2 separate regions of the Mus musculus genome follow, and region 2 is linked to region 1. The links are chromatin contacts, found by Hi-C in ENCODE. All regions are on one chromosome and are shown on one strand. Each heading gives the region's core, a stretch centred on a gene start or an enhancer-like site at or near the end of the contact. The rest is flanking DNA. Distances are from core to core; before and after follow the strand shown. Region 1 overlaps Lamc1 (laminin, gamma 1). Region 2 has its middle 35 kb from the start of C230024C17Rik.

Region 1 (6,270 bases), core at 1,220-3,719:
GACCAGGTTTTACATAGTGGAGATGAGGCATTGTTGAACAAAAGGGAAATGAATTTGCAAAACCCTCTAAAGCATTGAGCACTGTACCTCTGCTTGAAGAAGCTACAGAAACACAATACTGACCACCAACTATCTCTAAGCCACTGCAGATGTGAGAATTGACATATTTTAGTTGAAATACCTTTTTGGACTACAGACTAATGTGAATACTCGCCTATTTCTACCTGAGTTACAGCAAATGTTCTGAGAACTTATTGAGGTCCACCAAATAAATCCCACTTGAGATATTGTAAAAAAAATAAAAAGAAAAAAGAAAAAAACAATTGTCTAAAACTCTAAGATCTGACAACCTAACCCAGACATGTGTGAAGGCAAAAACATACCAATGTGCATAAAATAAAAACAATAAAATATATTGGGGCCTGGTGAGATGGCTCAGAGATTAAGAGCACTGACTGCTCCTTCCAGAGATCATGAGTGCAAATCCCAGCAACCACATGGTGGCTCACAACCATCCATAATGAGAAACAACAACAGATGTTCCTATATAGTGTCCTTATGGCACTGCTTCCTGGCATTTGCTGTCGTTTACAATGATTCCTGGGAAAGAATACTTATGGTTTTTTTTCTTTTGATTTAAAATGTTTACCTTTAAATGACCGTAAGTTTCAATATTTGTTACAACTGACTGTTAATAGTTGTCTACAATTCTAAGATCTCACAACCTAATCCAGACTTATGTGCAGGCAAAAACATACTAATGCCCATAAAATAAAAGCAATAAAATATATTGGGGCCTGGAGGGATGGCTCACTGATTAAGAGCACTTCCAGAGGTCCTGAGTTCAATTCCCAACAACCACACGTTGGCTCACAACCATTTGTAAGGGTTGAAGTATATACCGAAAATGACACTTGTTACAAAAGGAAATGGAATGTGGGCGTTATGGTAAGAAAAGTGTCCTATTTACCAAAGAAATTGACAGTGACTAGATTTGGCTACAGGATACACAGTGGCGTGTTATTAAAGCAGAAGTGAGTTCATGAGGGCTGGGACTTGTGAGTTAGAGAGACAAGAGGAGACACAAGAGTGCACACACTCGGGACAGCCACCACAAAACTCAGCAGGAGGAGACACATCCAGACTTACAAGTTTCTCAGGCTTTTCCATTTACTGTGCCGTGAAGCCCTAATGAGAAACTGGACTTCAGCACTCTCATCCTCCAAATATAAACACACAAATCTGGACACGGCTGGTGTTCGCCCTCCCGGCGAAGAAGCAGAACCCCTGAAAACCGGAGCCAAGCTCTGGAACAATGGAGTGATCACTATGTGGGCCTCTTGGGGCCTTCACCTGTGCTTGTGTTAGCAAACCCCAAGATCAAGACAATCATTCCTTGAGTTCCAGCCTCTGTGAGCATCACCCCTCCAAACACACTGTGTTCTGTCTGGAGGCGAAAATGTAAACACAGCAAAGGTCACAGAATCTAAATTAGTTAATGAACACCACTGGGAATTACAAATGGTTAGGCCTTCTCGGCTCTCAAGCTGCTTATCATCAGCTAAAGGAGTAATCTGAGACACCCACCAAAGGAGCCAGTTGGTGCGCATGCTCGCTCTGGATTAGAAGGTAAGGTAACTGAAATGAGCACTTTTAGTATGAGTAAGAGTGCTGAGGGGCAGAGGCCAGCCAATGGCATGACTCTGAAGAAGAAGAAGAGGGGGGAGGAAGAGGCCAAAGGACACGAACATGCTGGAAGATGGCGGGGTCTCAATGCAGAATCTCTGGGAAACAACCAGGAAGCCAGGGCTGGTTCTGAAAGCAGGGGTTTTCACTAGGAACCTACAGATACCAGGAACAGGAAGACAGCTTGCTCTCTTACAGTCCCCAGTGACAGCCCTGCCAAAACTCAGCCTGCACCTGTCTACCACTCAGTAGACAGTTGAGGATACCAGCTGGAAGGAGCCTGAGCACCCAGACACAAGATTCCTGGGCTGGTAACTCATTTTAAAATGTCTGCCAAACTACAGTTCTCACACACACACAAAAAAATGCATAGCCTCGGGACATCTCTGGCTCCTCTCCCGGAGCGCTCTAGCTGAAGCCAAAGAGAAGTCCAACTTCTCCAGGGAATCCACAAGTTCAGAAAGGAACCCTTCCAGAAAGGAACGAAGGCAGATTCTCCAGCCCAGTAACGCCAGAGACTTACTGTTTCTGCCCCTTATGGCAGTACAAGTTAAAGTTCACAGCCTACCATTTCTGCATCTTACAACATCTCAAGTCGGGAACTTGGGAAAGGATTAGCTGGCTGATTCTGCTTCCTGTGGCACTGACTGAAAAGCGGCTGGCAGCTGGGCTGTGCATAGCCGAAGCTTTCGTAGGGAGAGAGTTAGGGACACTCAGAGTGTACAACCCTGTCCTCCTAAGCTTGGTGAGTGCATGGAAGCCACACTTTGGTTTGGTTTGCAGCAGCTCACTCTGAGAGATCAAGGTGCAAGCTGCCAATCCTCTCAGTGGGTCAGCTGGTTCACCCACCCGGCGACATGTAATGAGCTCCCCACCCCATCCTGGAAGACACAGACCTCGGCTTAAAAAATGCCAGTAAAAAAAAATGTTAGGAGAAAGAGACAATAAGAACATGCAAATTATACAGATTCAGTCTCCATGGGAATCGCAGAAAAACAGATGGATTGGCGCATACTGAGTGCAGCTGAAGCAACAACAGCCAGATGCTGCAGGAAGAGGAAGCTGTTCTCATGGGTAACTCAGTCCTCAGTTAATACACGCACGTGTGCATGCGCGTGGGCAGACACACACACACACACACACACACACACACACATGTGCACGGAGTAGTGAAGTCATGGGAAATTATGTATAATAAAATCTGAGAAAAGTTATATGTGTGTGTGTCTATGTATCAAAGTTATGTTCTAGACTCAGGTAGTTATACTCTGGTTTTTAATGGCACAATATCTTGTGAGAACTTGAAGCTGAATGGAATTTGGGCAATTCTTTGCTTTATGGGACTGCTTTCTCTGTTTCATACCCTAGCTGTTCCTAAGGGGACCGTAGCATACTCTACTGGCAACGTCTCAGGACCTACAGCTGGATGACACATGGACCTACCTATCCCCAAAACTTAGAATCCGACTCAGAGACACCATATGCTGTGGGGACTGAAAGCCTGTACCCAGCCCCAACAATTCTGTCACTTGTTCCTTTTCTGTTGCTCTTGTCTGCAGAGGCAGCCCTCCATCTGAGGGTGACCTTGAATTCTTGATGCTTTTGCCTGTATCTCTCCGAGCAGCTGTGATCAGTGTCTGCCATGACACCTGATAAGCCTCATCACTATTTGTACCAAACTTAGATTATAAATAAGATTTCAGAATCCGCAGTTCTGAATATGATTAGCACGAAGACATAAAACTATTATTTTTATGGATGACTGTCTACATAAAAAACTTGAATGAATCTAAAGATAAATGATCAAAAGAAGAGAATTAAACAAATCCCTTGAAGCCCCATATTTTAAAAGCTACACTTTTCTGCACACTGCTACAAAGGATTACGGTTTACTTTGAAATTAAGTCAGCAATAAAAAAGAACCCAGGAATGAATCCAACAGAAAAACAAGACTCTTGAGGTTGAAATTATAAAACATTATTGGAATTACTTAAAAACATGTAAATTATGACAAGTTTATGACAAACTCAATAATATCTGAACGTTAACGCAAACCAAATGGGCATCAAGTCAGTATGGATTAAATCAAGATGCAAAGAAGTTTCTGAGAAACCTCATTCTAGAATTTACACGGAAGAAAAAGTCCTAAATATAACTAAGATCTTTCTAAAATAGAATACATCTGAAAAGGACTTGCACTCGCCAGTAAGGAAAATGCACACAATGAAAACCCAAACCTTAGATCTTAAAAAGAAACAAAGATTTCTTACATAAGACACAGAAGGGCTGACTGCCAAAGAATGTACTAATAAATATGGTCATACTGAAATTAAGAAACACCGCCCAACAGGGCTGGACAGATAGATGGCTTGGTGATTAAGAGCACTTGCTGCTCTTGTAAAAGACCTGGATTCGATTCCCAGCACCCACATGGTGAATCATTTCCATTTTTAATTCTAATTCCAAGGAGTCTGCTGTCCTCTTCTGACCTCCGAGGGCACCAGGTACGCATGTGGTACACAGACACGAATCCAGCAACACACTCATACATATAGTAAAAAACCAGATATTTAAAAAAGAAAATATCAAAAAAAAGTAGAAAAAATAAGAAGACAAATCACATTCAGACATAATGCAGAGCTAATGACGAATCAGTAGCAACGTACCTGCAGAATTCTACCAAGCAATAAAGGCAAAAACCATGAAGCAACATTCTACAGGAAAAGAAATAGGGAAGATCCAGAAAGACATGGAAAGAAAACTTTAGATGCAAAACACTTTGACACAATCTTATACTAATGAGTTGGTACATTTAAGAATTTCCAGTGTCAGGGGTAGACCAGCTAGCTTGCCAGCACTGCTGGTGGACATCCAAACTGATACCACCCCAGGGGGGGAAAAATCAGTATTATCTCATAAAATTGAAGACACACATTGTTGTGAGTGCACCACCAAGTTGCAGAGACTCTCTCCTATGTGAGCACCAGGAAGCATGCGTGAAGATATCCACAGGGGCATTACTCCCATACAACAAAATCAGCCAGCAAGATGATCTAGCTACACTGTAACCTTCACTGCACTGGCGGGAGAAAGAATGAGCTGCCTTTAGAAAAGCTGTCGAAAGTGGAAACTGTTAAGGCTTCACCATGACTAGGTACATAGTAGCATTTCTGTAAGGCTCAAAGCCAAGCAGTAACATTGCTCTTTAGGAAGAGAGGACAAAACCAACTTCTTTCAAAAGCAAGAAGGAAACATTAAAGTCCAGTGGAGATTAGGGACACTCCGGAAGATCCTGCCATCTTTCTAAGGAAGCTTTTTATTCCACAATCTATTAAACATTCCTGTGCACCGAAATTGTATTGCTGAACAAGCAAACCATTATTTTACCTTGTATTTACCTCTATGTAAAAACAGACAATTCATACTAAGCAACCGGAAATCACATGTTATATCTAAAGACAAGGAAACTCAGAGACAAGTTAGTTGGCTGCTGATAAGTTCTAGAGAAGCATTTCGGTTAACTAGGATTTCAACTGTGAAGACGAATCCCCAGGGCCACTGGTGGTCAGGATTAAGAATGAATACTATAGACAGAGAGAAGCTTTAGTGATCCTTATTTCAAAAATAAACAGAAGCGGTCTGTGGTGGCTCACACCTTTGAGCCTAGCACTCAGGAGGCAGAAGCAGATGGGTCTCTGAGTTCCAGGACAGCCTGCTTGCTCTACAGAGTGAGTTCCAGGACAGCCAGAACTATACAGACAAATCCTGTCTCAATAACATACACACACACACACACACACACACACACACACACACACACACACACACACACACAGCATAATGACCATACCAATAATCTCAGCACTGAGGAGGCAGAGGCCAGTCTGATCTACATATCAAGTTCCAAGTTTGATCAAGTTCAAGGCCCTGGCTAGACCTTATAGTAAGACTTTGTCTCACACACACACACACACGCACATGCAGCAATTTAGAATATATAGAATATATGGATGTGTGTACATGTGTGTTAGTCTGTGTGAACTCATGGGGGAGACTACAGTGCTGGGGACCGATCCCAAGGCCTGATGATACACGCGAAACACAAACTCTACCAATGAGTTAGTTACATCCCTAGTGCCTAGGACTTTATAGTTAATAAAACAGAAACAGAAAGCCTTCGCCTGAGAAATTTTGCTATCCTAAGAAAAGAAACTTGGTATTATGAGTTCTGGGGGGTGGGGGGGAGAGGCTTCTTAAAGGAAACAAGTCTACAGTTGGTTTCAGCTCTTTTCTTGTTCTGAGTGGAAGTTCAACAGAACAAACGCCTAGGCAGGTCTCCCGTTGTGCACAAGAGATTCTTAAAACTGTGAGAAAATAATTCTATGGCCTATCTCCAACACTGAATGAATGTACCTCTTTCACTCTTCCAAAGGCAGGGTCTGGACATATTTAACTGTTGAACTCACCCCTGTGCCTCACTGTCACATTTAGAATGAAAACTTCGGATTCATCAAGACAATGGAAGAACAGCCGATGCCTCCCATTTCACAAGTCCAGACCTAAGCTCTAAACCACTGACCCAAC
Region 2 (6,180 bases), core at 2,576-5,075, 390 kb after region 1:
TCCTAACACACAGGAAAAAAAATAAGTCCTACATCTACTAAGAAAGAGTCACTGCCAGAGGCAAAGGCTCCTGTGGGAAGCTGTTAGGTTGGGCCTGTCCTTACTGTGGAGCCGCTATAACAAAACACCATAGACAGGATTGCTTATGCACAATAGATCTGTATTTTTGTTGTGCCACCTCCTGTCTGGCCAAACTCTAGGTCATACTTCTGAGCTGCAATAATAGAAGGAAAATAAGGAACTCTCAGTCTCTTTTTATAAAAGGATACACATCCCACCAGTCCATGCCTCACCCCGTGGCACAGAAGGGCATCTAAGTTCACAGCCCAGGTCACAGCTAGACAGGAAAGGCCACAATCCAAGAGCTGTCTTTGATAGGGTCACAGCTACAGGCTCTAAGGGATTTGGAATCTGACACTAAAAACATCTGGGTTGGAATTCCAGTTTTAACTCTTGCAAGGTATATGAGTTTGGGGGGAATTCCCATCTGTAAAACTGAGATGTTAACAGAGCCAGTACTAGGGTTTGCTGTGATCAATAAGTAGTTAGCACTGTCTCTGCTTCCTTTTCTTCCTTCTGAGGATGGGGTGTGATAGGACTTCTGGTTACCAACAACTTCCTCTGTAAAGCTTCACAAACTGCCCTACCTGTGCTCTTCTGCTCCTTGGGTGGGGTAACAGGGCCCTCTGCCTGGCTCTCCATTCCTTCCTTTAATGGTTACTTGGTGTAGAGCCTACTTTTGTATCTGAGTGCTGCTACACTCATGAGTGCAAATGCGTGTTAAGTGCAGTTAGGTTTCTCCTTTTGTAACTCGCTTGCTTCTTGCATGACTGTGAAAGATGAACCATGACCAGTGAGAGAGCGGAGGATGTAAAGGCGACTGGTGTGCAAGCCTGGCAGGCTGAGTTCTATCCCCCAAATCCATGTAAAGGTGGAAGGAGGAAGCCACCTCCACAAAGTTGTCCTTTGGCTTCCAAACACATGGCGGATGTGCCTGTGATGCTGCAGAAATAAATAACAATAAAAGAAACCCTCAGAAAGCCAATGCTATTATACAATCAGTATGCCTTCTCTTCTTTGCTACACTAAACTCCCAAGAGAAGAGACTGTGTCTTCCTCATTCCTTATTTAGCTCCCTAAATATTTACTAAAAGAATGTTGAACCCACAAATGCTTTGGGGAGGCACTGTGTACGGCTGAGACGCTAGTATAATTTAGGGGTGGAGGCAAGACCTCTAAAACCTGGGATCTCGTGAACTTCCTTGGCTCTTACAGTGACTCTCCTTGGTTTATAAGCATTGGCATCTGCCGGGTGAATGTGGGCAGCTGTGCACTTATGAGCAGGAAGAAAGAAAAGAAACAGTTGGGAGTCAGAGGCTTAGTTGAGCAGCTGAGACTCTGTCTAGCCAGATCCCTGTGACAGTCCTATGGGATGGGGCATTAGTTTCCTAGGACGGTCAAAACAAGTTAGTGCTTTCCTCTTTTCGGAACTCATTTGCTTCTTGCATGACTATGAGAGAGAACCGTGTCTAGTGAGACGGCACAGGAAATAAAGGCAATTGCTCTGCAAGCCCAGCAGCCTGAGATTTACCCACAGAACCTATGTGAAGGAGGAAGTCAGTTCCACACACATGACCAAGACAACAGAACTTTATTGTCTCATGACTCTGGAGCTAAACGTTCAAGATCAAGGCCCTCCTCGGCTGGTTTTCAATGAGGCATCGTCCCTAGACTTGGTGATGGCTCTTTGCTTGCTACTGGGAATATACATCCCTGAACTGCAGGCTTCAGCACGTCATGTCCCTAGTCCTTCTCCTTCAGGCACTGAAAGCAGCCGTATGAGCACCTACAGGGGCTGGCTCTGTGCAGGGATAGTTGATGGGGAAAGAAGGGGATTCAGATCTTGACAGACCAGAGACTCAACGGTGACTCTGTACAGCACCTTCTGGATGGCTCTTGACTTCCAAGCACTGGATTCTATTTTTCCTGCTTGAAGTACGGAGCCACTTATGTTCATTTGGTAGGTGCCTACGCTTGCTATGTGGAAAGTCCTCAGAAGAGCCAAGGAACTCCTAGAGTCTCTTCCCTTTTCCTAATGACAGCTGTCCTAATGGACAGATATGTCCTTCTTGCATAACTTCAGCGTCATCCTCTTTAAAATCCTGTCTCCAACTTCTGAGGTACTAGGGGTTAGGAATCAGCCCATTATAAGGTAAATGCTGCTGTTATCACCAAGAACACAAGAGGAAATGAAAGCACAGATGGATTATATGATATCCCCAATGTCACATGGGGCGAGGCTGGCAGAAGTGGAGTTTAGAATCCTGGCACTCTAAATCCAGAGTCAACATCCCAGAGTCTACTGTGCTGTGGACAGGAGGTTCTAGGGGATGAAGTGGGTGGAGCTGGTACTGGAAGGAACTTGGAGTACTAGAACTAAACTGTCCTGGGATGGGACCAACAAGTGTACACTGACTAGAGTAGAGATGGGGGACACTTTTCTGACCTTTGCTCACTCAGAAGTCTTGAATCCTGATAGAAAACAACCATGGTTGAAAAGATGTACTGCAGAACCTACCTGGGGTTAGATTGGCCAGTTGTGTGAAGGCTGTTCCCTGGCAATGAGTCTACAGATGCAGTCACTCAGTTTGATTTGTGTCAGTCCTGCCCTTCATACTGTCTCCCCTAGTCCTTCAGTCTGTCCTCCACAAGGGCACATCAAGGATACAACATTCCTTTTAGGGTTGCTGAACCACAGCCCAGTCCCCAGACTAAGGACATATGGCTCCATCTCCCTCATCTGCCGTGGGAAGGCATGTCCCCAGTGTGTGGACCTCAATGCTATCTCCCTCCGACTCCATTCGGCAGGCACTAATACTAGCATCATGGGCATGAACAGGGGCTGCCTCTTCCCAGAGGTCACTGGTGGGAGAGCACGTAGGATTCTGATCCACAGAGGCAGGGGCCTGGACACCGGTGTTGTCTGGGACCCTGGAGAAGGAGCCTCTCCAGGTCTTGCTTTGCTTATTAGCAAAAGGGGCCCAGTCAGTACATTTCCTGGCAGGGTAGCCACAAGGATTATGGGTAATTTATTGAAACCACATGGAGCAGGACTCGGTATTGGGGAAGTGCTTAAAAAATTATAGCTCTAAGCGTTGGCAACCCTGGCCCCGGTGTGAGGCTATCTTAATATTCAGTCCCTTAACATTATCTGGGATCAGTTGGCAGTTAGTCAGCTGAGGTGGGTGAATGCTTGCAGAAAAACAGAGCCTCTGTTAGCTTGTAAACAACGCTTCTCGCCTAAGAGGGTACTGTGTTAAATGCAAGGTAGATATGCCAGGACTATCTGCTTGTCACTTAGCTCCTCAAATCACCACCCCAAATGCAAACAGATTAACTGGATGTTTGAGTTGGCAGAGGAAAAAAAAAAAAACAAAAAAAAACCCAAAACAACCTCCTTGCATCAGATCTGATCAGGCACTGACAGCATGCCCTTACCTAATGGCAGGAATCGAGCAATGCTTTTGGCTTGTAGGCTCTGGGGTAGCACAGGTGGATGTTCATACTCTGAGTACCCCCACTCCCCAGTGTAAACTGCTCAGGGATGAATGGGGATGGAGTCACTTCCAACTCACAATAGTGATGTGTAGGTTTGCTGGGATTCGAAAGGAAATGCTTTCCACCGCATGTTCTAAAAATGAATGTGTTGGGGTTTTCCCAGTGAGGGTATTGTTAGGCCAGTTGTAGCTAGTGTGTAAGGATCATTGACGATTGGCAGAGTCTCCCAGGAGATGGCAGAGAACTGGGGTGAGGGGCTGGGATGCTAGGCTTCCGGGAGCTTGTGTATCATGATCACGTTCACATCTCGGTCCGGTCTGTGTGGATCATGGGAAACTCTTACTGCGAGGTGGGGGAATGATCCCTGGGGAGGTGACTGTGGACAATTACTCAGCAGCTCTTTTGCTTTCCCTGTGGCCTTGGCCTGGGTAAAAGAAGGAGAGGGACAGGCTCAGGGAGGACCCAACCCTGAAGCAATCAGGAGCAAATAGCCTTGCATACCTGATTCAGGGGCTGCCATGCCTGAGCTGAAGCAACCTCAAAGAATAGGTGTGTGTGTGTGTGTGTGTGTGTGTGTGTGTGTGTGTGTGTGTGTGTGTGTGTTGGGGGGAGGTACAGGAGAGCTGTCGGACCCTTGTTCCTCACACTGCTAAATGGCCTTTTCTGCAGGCAGCTCTGCAGAGGGACTTGACTCAGGCGGGGAGGAAGTGTTCTCACACAGAGGGACTGGCATCTGCAGCCACAGAAACAGGCTCGCTTTGTTGAGGGAGCAGCTGTTGGCCACTTGTTCACTGGCTTGGGCTAATCCCTCTTTTGAGTGGAAGCTGGAAGCCTGGATTCTGAAATAAAGGACACAGGAGAAGCGCCATGACATGTTCAGTGCCCGCTGTCGGGGTCATTAGCTTCTCGAGGTGAGGTGAGCCCAGTGTGCTGTTTTTGGTCGGCTCCCCTGCTCCCCTCATCTAAAGTCCTCGTACTGCTCCCCTCCCGCCCCTGCCCCACTTAGGATCTTGACAGCTGTCCGTCCTGTCCCTGAGGGCCTTTTTTGTCTCCCTGGCACCTGCCCCTGTTCTCTACAGTGTTCAGGGTCAGAACGAAGCATTCCAGGCTGGACAGAAGCCAGAGAAGCCTGGCCACTTTGAAGGGACCTCAGCCTCTTAGATTGCTATCCGGTCCCATTCATAGGGCATAACAACCTATCCTTATAAGGTGGCTGGGCAAAGCCAAGGACCTTTAGGTGCCTGCTTGTGAGCATAAGTTGGGGGTGGATTGGAAGAGTCTGGAGATGTTCTCTAGAGCCGTAGAAGAAATTTCATGTACATCCACCACCCATGCAGAGAAGAACGGAATAGATCAGAAGCACAGAAGTAGCACTTACTATAAACCCCATAGAGAGGTCAATGAGAAAAGGGGGGCACACATTCGTGTAGGGGATGCTGTGACTCGCATCTCCTTTCATCTTCGCTGCAGTAGGTGTGATGATCCCTGGGCTCTGAAGGGTTAACCGAGTATGCTGATGAGTAGCAGCTGGGGTGGCAGACTCTGTCTGCGTCTGTGGTGCCCTGGCTCCCAGCCTAGCCTCAGGCCTCTCTAGAGCACCTCCTGTGTGAGAAAACTAAGCTCTTAAGCTCTTCAGTTCTTGTCGCTCTCTTTACCTGGAGTCTGAAGTCTTAGAGGGAGTGAGTCAAAGCTGATACCTCTCATCTGGCAGTCCTCTTGTTCAGGACCCTGGCTGGCTACGTGATTCCCATCCTAGTTCTCATGATGATGGTAAGTAGACCGAGGAAAGCTTTTCCTACACAAAGACGAGATCCCTCACTCTCCACCTGTGGGGCTTCAACACTAGGTTTTTCAAACTGACCCCTGCACTTTTCCCTCTAACCTCAATTTAAATCTTTAGCACAGAGGCTCTTCCACCTGTGGGTTGGGAGCCCTTTGACAAACCTCTAGCTCCAAACATATTTACATTACGATTTATAACAGTAGCAAAATTACAGTTACAAGAGTAGCAATGAGAATAATTTTGTGGTTGGGGGTCACCACAACATGAGGAACTGTACTAAAGGGTCGCAGCTTTAGGAAGGTTGAGAACCACTGCTGTAGTAAATTCCCCTGGAAGATTTAGCCTATGAGCGCTCATCAGTGACCTTGGGAAAAAGTGAGACTCCTGCCTAAGTCTCAGGGACTTTCTTTGGAGGGACTGTATAGACTCTGCAGGAAGTCTGTCAGCCACGGTGCAGCAACAGCTGGTCTGCCTAGGGCCTGGTAATTCTAATTTTTATTTGAATGCCCATCTGCCCCATCCCTGACATCACGGTGCAGCTGTGGTCTTGTTTTCCCTTCCTGTTGCATGCGCCCAGGGCATGGTCTTGCACTCACTCCTGGGCAGTTAAATGGCTCTGTGGGTGGCCTCACCCTGATTAGCCTGTGGATTGGTTGGGTGTGGATGTAACTAGGCAAAGCAGGAGCAACTAAGGAGGCTTTGACTCTGGGTCAACCTACCCTGGGGGAGGGACACCTGCCAGGGAAGTATGGGAGAGTCTCATCTGTTCTGAGGGAGGGAAGAAGGCAGTACCCTGAGAGATGATCGCTTATGATGCCCAGAAGACAGCCTTCTCAATG

Evidence for each region. A loop is a pair of places that touch in the nucleus more often than their neighbours do.
Region 2: a loop to region 1 is called in a map of T-helper 2 cell, with 3 times the contacts of the local background. The contact joins two enhancer-like sites. A Hi-C loop is called at or near these places in 2 of 37 maps with a recorded cell type or tissue (T-helper 2 cell and regulatory T cell).

Annotation. Positions count from the first base shown.
Region 1 is chr1:153,306,401-153,312,670 of GRCm38, forward strand. All of the region lies in intron 1 of Lamc1 (laminin, gamma 1), which reads right to left. It also overlaps the pseudogene Gm8818. Among named protein-coding and RNA genes, the nearest start is that of Lamc1, 23 kb to the right of the region's middle. Within about 2 kb of position 2,470, at least 3 of the 3 ENCODE cell types and tissues checked have a DNase peak (open chromatin) inside an H3K27ac peak, as active enhancers do.
Region 2 is chr1:153,699,271-153,705,450 of GRCm38, forward strand. No RefSeq gene overlaps it. Among named protein-coding and RNA genes, the nearest start is that of C230024C17Rik, 35 kb to the right of the region's middle. Within about 2 kb of position 3,826, at least 1 of the 3 ENCODE cell types and tissues checked has a DNase peak (open chromatin) inside an H3K27ac peak, as active enhancers do.